Linked DNA regions of Homo sapiens: region 1 is linked to region 2. The links are chromatin contacts, found by Hi-C or POLR2A ChIA-PET in ENCODE. All regions are on one chromosome and are shown on one strand. Each heading gives the region's core, a stretch centred on a gene start or an enhancer-like site at or near the end of the contact. The rest is flanking DNA. Distances are from core to core; before and after follow the strand shown. Region 1 has its middle 20 kb from the start of HLA-DOB. Region 2 holds the start of SNHG32 (small nucleolar RNA host gene 32).

The links. A loop is a pair of places that touch in the nucleus more often than their neighbours do. ChIA-PET counts read pairs that join two places held with the same protein, here RNA polymerase II (POLR2A). Pooled maps may share reads with other maps.
Region 1: a pooled map shows a loop between it and region 2 (5-fold over the local background). The contact joins the enhancer-like site here to the promoter of SNHG32 in region 2. A Hi-C loop is called at or near these places in 3 of 50 pooled maps. POLR2A ChIA-PET finds 5 or more read pairs at or near these places in 2 of 52 experiments (OCI-LY7 and T-cell).

The regions. Positions count from the first base shown.
Region 1 is chr6:32,795,692-32,799,175 of GRCh38, reverse strand. No RefSeq gene overlaps it. Among named protein-coding and RNA genes, the nearest start is that of HLA-DOB, 20 kb to the left of the region's middle. Within about 2 kb of position 1,740, at least 5 of the 41 ENCODE cell types and tissues checked have a DNase peak (open chromatin) inside an H3K27ac peak, as active enhancers do; they include OCI-LY7, where a contact is called at or near this core.
Region 2 is chr6:31,832,686-31,836,180 of GRCh38, reverse strand. It overlaps SNHG32 (small nucleolar RNA host gene 32), which reads right to left and starts at 1,265. Exons shown (of 4, transcript NR_160953.1): 1 at 981-1,265; 2 at 730-770. It overlaps SNORD48 (small nucleolar RNA, C/D box 48), which reads right to left and starts at 918; the gene lies at 855-918. RefSeq lists an enhancer at 1,430-2,128.

The sequences.
Region 1 (3,484 bases), core at 491-2,990, 960 kb before region 2:
GCTTGTAGCCCCCTTCCAGCAATCACTTTCCTCTGATTTTTGCTTCTAATATCACATCTCCTTCTATTCTCTTGCCTCTTTCTTTCACTTAGAAGGACCCATGTAATTATATCAGGACCACTTGGCTAATCCAGAATAATCTCCCCATCTCAAGATCCTTAATCTAATCACTAATGCAAAGTCCCTTTTGCCATGTAAGGTAACAGATTCACAGGTTTCATAGATTCAGATCTTTCAGGGGTGGCAGTTGGGGGCATTATTCCATCTACCACACAGAGTAAAGTTTCATCTGGATGACCCACAGGCCCTACAAATACAAAATGTCTAATATGGAATGTTCTCTTAAACTGTCCTTTCTTGATGACTGGAATTACTAACCACTTGGTCTCCCAAGCATCTTCTGCTCTCGCCTTCTCCTCTCTCCCATATACAATGGATGACGACACATCATGTTGCATCTGCTCCCTCACATGTCTCTGACCCTCTCTCTAGATCCCTGATCCTACTTTAATTCGAGCCCCATCATGTCTGGTCTGTGTTACTCTAACAGTTACCCACGCTGCTTTCTCTGCTTTCAATTTTATGCTCCTCTAACCCACTCTTCCCATCAGAGTAGTCTTTCTAAAACGTGAAGCTGCCCATGACCCTTCCCTTACTATCAGTCTGCATACTGGTCCTACTGACTGCAGATCAAAGACCCAAGTCCTTAGCCTGGTGTGTGAGGCATCCATCCCTAGCCCTCTGCTTCATCTGTCACCCACCCATTTTACCAATTCCGAAAGACTTTCACTTCCCTCGAAGCCTGTCCAAGTGTCCAAGCCGCTCATGCTTTGTTAGACTTGGAAGCCATTCTCCATATACCCTCGATCAGCTTGAATGTCATTTCCACTAGAAAATTTTCCTAATTGTTTGTGACTTCAATGTCCTAATTTTACACACATTTCTGCTGTGCCCCTTTGTTTGCTAATATGTCTCCTGGGTGGTAAGCAGGACTCCGTGTCTTATTAATATTTTCCGTCTCCAGAATTCAGCCACTGTCTGCCACACAAGTGCATAATGAGTTACTATACTAATATTATGCAGCCATGTCCCCTGTACAGCAGTTCCCTGGATCTCATGGCTTCTTTTTTGATTTGCCTTGTTTGTTACCAACTTCCATCAGTAAGACAATCTATCCAATCCTTGTCCCCTTTGCCACATCACATCCTCAGGGCAATAACAAAGTTGTTAAGTTTATGCACCTTCTCCACTTGGAGCAAGGCCTCACCATGTCAGGCCTCCGCCTGATTCTCCTCCCTGCCTGGGATGGCAGATTTTGCTCTAGTGGGTCTCCAGGCCGTGAGGTCTCCTGTCTTTTATGTTCTGATCCGGGTGGTGAGCTGCAGCTCACTACAAGTCCTTACTTGTCTCTGCTGGCCTTTAGAGACTTTGTACTCAATTTGGAGGAACTACTCTTGATGGATTGTAAGTGAGAGGATTTCCTGGTCTCCCTCTGGAGTCCGCCAGAAAACCACATTCTCTGCTTTTCAGCGTTGACTGCTCATGCTTACGTAATTTCTAAGAGTAAGAGCCTATGGACTGTCCTGGCAGCAAAGAATTCGCTCAGGATTTTGCCTGAAGCTGCACTTCCGGGGTCTCGCTTCATCAGAAGACTTCTTCATTTTCATCATCGGCCCAGCGATGCATGGGTACCTCTTAGGGTTTAGCCCCAGAATGTACTGGGGGAGGGGAGGGTAAAGTAGGTGGGGAAGGAGTCAGAGTCGTAGGTCACCTGTGGCTGGAGTTTTGCATCCCTAATAAACGGGAAATGAACTGAAGGAAGACTGGGTTTTCACGTCAACACGAAGGACACCATTACGATGCTAGACTAATCATCAAATAAAATTCCAGATGGAAAAAATTCAGAAACTTAATTTGGAATTTGAGCCCCGCTCTATTATGCAACGTTCCCAGCCATTGCTCCGCGGATGTAATGTGGACTTCCACCGCCAGATGGCGATCGAGACCGTAATTTAAGTTGGTTTTCTCAACTTCCTCTGGACTGAGTCCCCGTGAAAATCCCAAGTTTAACGAGGGGCTTTCCTCGCGTAACCTTCGCTTCTGCTTCCTCTCTCACATCACCTCAACCTGCGAGACTCTGAAAGGGATAATGAGGGTTGGGGGGAATATGGAAATTCAGGGAAGGGAGAGGGGGGTGGTGTGAAGCTTTCCAGACCAGCCACACAGAAATAGCGTACCAATAGTGGTTTAGAGCACAGACCCCCAGCCAGAATGAGTAATTTAAACAGCCCTACGATGTAATCGTTGTGTGCATATGCATCTCTATGCCTCTCTCTCTCTCTGTCTTTCTTTCATCTGAGACAGGGTCTCACTCCCTCTGTCCCACAGGCTGGAGTGCAGTGGTGCAATAATGGCTCGCTGCAGTCTTGACCTCCTGGGCTCCAGTGGTCTTCCCACCTCAGCCTCTGAAACCACAGGGTCTTGAACTTCTGGGCTCAAGTGATCTTCCTGCCTCGGCCTCCTAAAGTGCTGGGGTTACAGGTGTCGGCCACCATGCCTGTCTGCTATTTAAGTGCATAGAAGAATGCCTGGCACTCAGTTAGTGTTAAATATTTATAAAATAAATTAAAATTTTATAACACTACACACATGTTGTTGAGTATGTCATAAATAGAGACATATTTAATGAGATGTCAACATATATCACGTTAATGAATTAAGTAAGTTTGAGAATATTAGAGAAGAATGATAATAGATTAACGGAGGAGGCTGGGCGCAGTGGCCCACACGTGTATTCCAGCACTTTGGGAAGCCGAGGCAGGCAGATCACATGAGGTCAGGAGTTCGAGACCAGCCTGGCCAACATGGTGAAACTCCTTCTCTACTAAAAATACAAAAAAAAAATTAGCCGGGTGTGGTGGTGTGCGACTGTAATCCCTGCTAATGGGGAGGCGGAGGTTGCAGTGAGAGGAGATCGCACCACTGCACTGCAGCCTGGGCGACAAAGCAAGACTCCATCTCAAAACAAACAAACAAACAAACAAACAAACAAAAAACAGACGAAATAGGGTTTGAGTATGTAGTCTGCTCTCAACATGAGATAGTAAAGTCTTTGCTTCCCTTATATTCTGTTAATTAACTCATTTGATGCACATCGATGTATAAAGCCTTTAACTTCTATTTATTCTTTTCCTTGAAAAGCATGCGGAATGCCTTCTCAGGACTCTCCCATTTTTTATTTGTGAACACCCACTGGCATTCCCGGATACGAAGCTTGCAAGAAGGTGTGAACCGCCCTATACTCGTGAGCCCCTGGGGCTCTGTACTCTTTCCAGCCCACATTTGACCTCAGTCAATTTTTAAATGATTCCAGCTAAATTCTTCTTACCAGTGCCCAGCTGTACCTGCCTTAGGTAAGCAAGCACTCAGGCAACAACTTTCCTAGATTTCAAGCTAGTTGGAAGCTCAATCCCAGCTCTGTGAT
Region 2 (3,495 bases), core at 16-2,515:
GAGACCATCCTGGCCAACATGGTGAAACCCCTTCTACTAAAAACAGAAAAATTAGCCGAGTGTGGTGGCGCGGGCCTGTAGTCCCAGCTAATCGGCAGGCTGAGGCAGGACAATCGATTGAACCCGGGAGGCAGAGGTTGCAGGGAGATCGTACCATTGCCAGCCCGGGCAACAAGATCAAGACTCCATCTCAAAAAAAAAAAAAAAAAAAGGAAAAAATTGGCTAAGGTGGGAGAATCGGTTAAACCCGGGAGTTGAAGGCCGCACTGAATTGTGTTCTTGCCACTGCATTCCAGCCAGGGTGACAGGGAGGCTGTCTTAAAAAAAAAAAAAAAAAAAGGCCGGGCGCGGTGGCTCACGCCTGTAATCCCAGCACTTTGGGAGGCCGAGAGGGGCGGATCACGAGGTCAGCAGATCGAGACCATCCTGGCTAACACAGTGAAACCCCTTATCTATTAAAAAATACAAAAAATTAGCCAGGCTTGGTGGCATGCGCCTGTAATCCCAGCTAATCGGGAGGCTGAGGCAGGAGAATCGCTTGATCCCAGAAGGCGCAGGTTGCAGTGAGATCGTGCCACCGCACTTCAGCCTGGGTGACAAGGCGAGACTGTCTCAAAAAAAAAAAAAAAAAAAAGGGCAGGGAGGCGCATAATGCCCATGAACGAAAGCTTGCTTGGGAACAAAGCTTTCCGAAGAGGCATTCAAAAGGCTCTCGCACCTAATACTCACCTTTACTCAAGGATAACACGGCGATGAACGTCTTACAACTCCTAACGGGGAAATGAAACAGAACAAAAGATTAGGAATCTTGGCCATGAACTCGTTGAGCCTGAGAAATGCTGGACCGAGGGGGCGGTCAGAGCGCTGCGGTGATGGCATCAGCGACACACTCAAGAGTTACCTGGGGTCATCATCACTCCCTTCCTATCCCCGGGCGACCGCCACCCCCATTTTGCAATCACTCGCCCAACCCCACTCACAGTTGTTTTGAGTCAGCAGGGGCTGTGGGGCCGCTAGCCGAGTTCCCCCTGCCACGAGCTAGGTCAGTTCCAAGCAAAGACACCAGAAACTCCAGTGTGCAACGGTAGTTCACCCAACTGCACTGGGGACCGCCCTCTCCTACCCCAGCCAGGCCGCGACGTGGCCGCCCGCCGGCTGCTGCGCAAAGGCAGCGCAAGCCGTTGGGATCCCCTGCTCCCCCTCACTCAACAGTCGGGCCATTACAACTCTCATACTGCCAACCCACGAGCCCACTTCGCAAAAAGAACTAAAATGGCGAGGCCGGGGCCATTTATGGCGGCGCCGGGTTGGGGGCCTGACGGGTATAGTTGTTTTCTTATCTGCCTGGCTAGACGCGCGGCATTTTCCCCATTGTTTGTCCACACAGAAATAAAACAAAGTGAAAGAAAGACCAGGAAAGTATGTTTCACACTCCTCTGGGCAAATATTCGGAGATGCTTTCTGAATTTTGAAAAACAAAAAACAGGGATCTGTCTGGCCAGGCGGAAGAAAGTCCCCGGCGCCGGCCGGCCAGCGCCAGCCGGGTGCTGCTCCTAAGCCGTTTCCCAGCAGCCCATGGTCCGTTAATGACCCTGGGACTCTTCCCGCGCGCGCGCGGGCGCGCGCAGCTGCGCCAGTTTAGCGTCCAGCTACCCTGACACTTCGCACTCCGTTCCCCCAGCGAAATCTGAATTTGCCTCCCAGTTCGATCCCGCAGACTGTCAGGCACCCTAACCTTCAATTAAACAAAACAAAACAAAAACCAAAAACCCAAAAGGCAGGTCGGACGTAATAGGTCACGCCTGTAATCTCAACACTTTGGACAGGCCCAGGCAGAGGATCATTTGAGGCCCGGAGTTCGGGACCAGCCTGGGCAAATAGTGACACCCAACCCCCGTCTCTATTTATTTAAAAATTAGGCCGGGCGCGGTGGCTCACGCCTGTAATCCCAGCACTTTGAGAGGCCGAGGCAGGTGGATCACGAGGTCAGGAGATCGAGACCATCCTGGCTAACACGGTGAAACCCCGTCTCTACTAAAAAAAAATTAGCAGAGTGTGGTGGCGGCGCCTGTAGTCCCAGCTACTCGGGAGGCTGAGGCAGGAAAATGGCGTGAACCCAGGACGCCGAGCTTGCAGTGAGCCGAGATTGCGCCACTGCACTCCAGCCTGGGCGACAGGGCGAGACTCTGTCTCAAAAAAAAAAAAATTATTGAAACTCATAAGTCATTTCAAATCCTTTCTGGACCCTTTCCTATCGCCCCCATTTATAAACGCGTATGATGTTTGGTGATGTGTGTTGTGTGTGTTGGTATCTTTTTCTTTTTTGAGACGGAGTCTGACTCTGTTGCCCAGGCTGGAGAGCAGTGGCGGGATCTCGGCTCACTGCAACCTCCGCTTCCTCGGTTCAAGCGATTTTCCTGCCTCAGCCTCCGAAGTAGCAAGGATTACAGGTGCACACAACCATGCCTGGCTAATTTTTATATTTTTAGTAGAGTCAGGGTTTCACCATGTAAGCCAGGCTGGTCTCGAACTCCTGACTTCAGGTGATTTGCCTGCCTAGGCCTCCACAAAGTGCCAGGATTATAGGTGTGAGCCACCGAGCCTGGCCTCTTCCTTTTTTTTTTTTTCTTTTTCTTTTTTTTTTTTTTTGAGATAGGGTCTTGCTCTGTTACCCAGATTGGAGTGCAGTGGCATGATCTCGGCTTACTACAACCTCTGCCTCCCGGGTTCAAGTGATTCTCTTGCCTCAGCCTCCTGAGTAGCTGAGATTACAGGCATCTGCCACCACACCCAGTTAATTTTATATATTTTTAGTAGAGACAGGGGTTTTCACCATGTTGGCCCAGGCTGGTTTTGAACTGGTGAACCTCAGTGATCCTCCCACCTCGGCCTCCCAAAGTGCTGGGATTACAGGCGTGAGCCACCGTGGCCAGCCCAGTTCAGTGGTTTTCTCCACATTGGCTGCAAATTACAAACACCTGGGCAGCTTTAAATGTCTACACTGCCCTCTTTGAGATTCTGAATTGGCCTGAGAGAGGCCTGGCATCTGTATTTTTTTAGCATCCCTTAATCGTTTTATTGTTCCATTACGGTGGAGAGCCATGGCTCAAAGCTAAAGTATTTGTTCCCTCTACTGCCTGGCAAGTATATAAAAAAAAGATTAGCTATGGGTGGTGGCATACACGTGTAGTCCCAGCTAATCAGGAGGCTAAGGATCAATTGAGCCCAGGAGGTCGAGGCTGCCATGAACCGTGATCATACCACTGCACTCTAGCCTGGGCAACAGAGTGAGACCCTGCCTTAAAAAAAATATATATATATACAGAAAGCCCTAATTCCTGCTGTTTTGGCAGTTAAGCTGCCTTTACTAAGTGCTATGGTCAGAGGCTTTAGTTCCTCTTTTTTTTTTTTTTTTTTTTTTTGAGACAGAGTTTCGCTCTTGTTGCCCAGGCTGGAGTGCAATGGCGCGATCTCGGCTCACAGCAACCTCCGCCT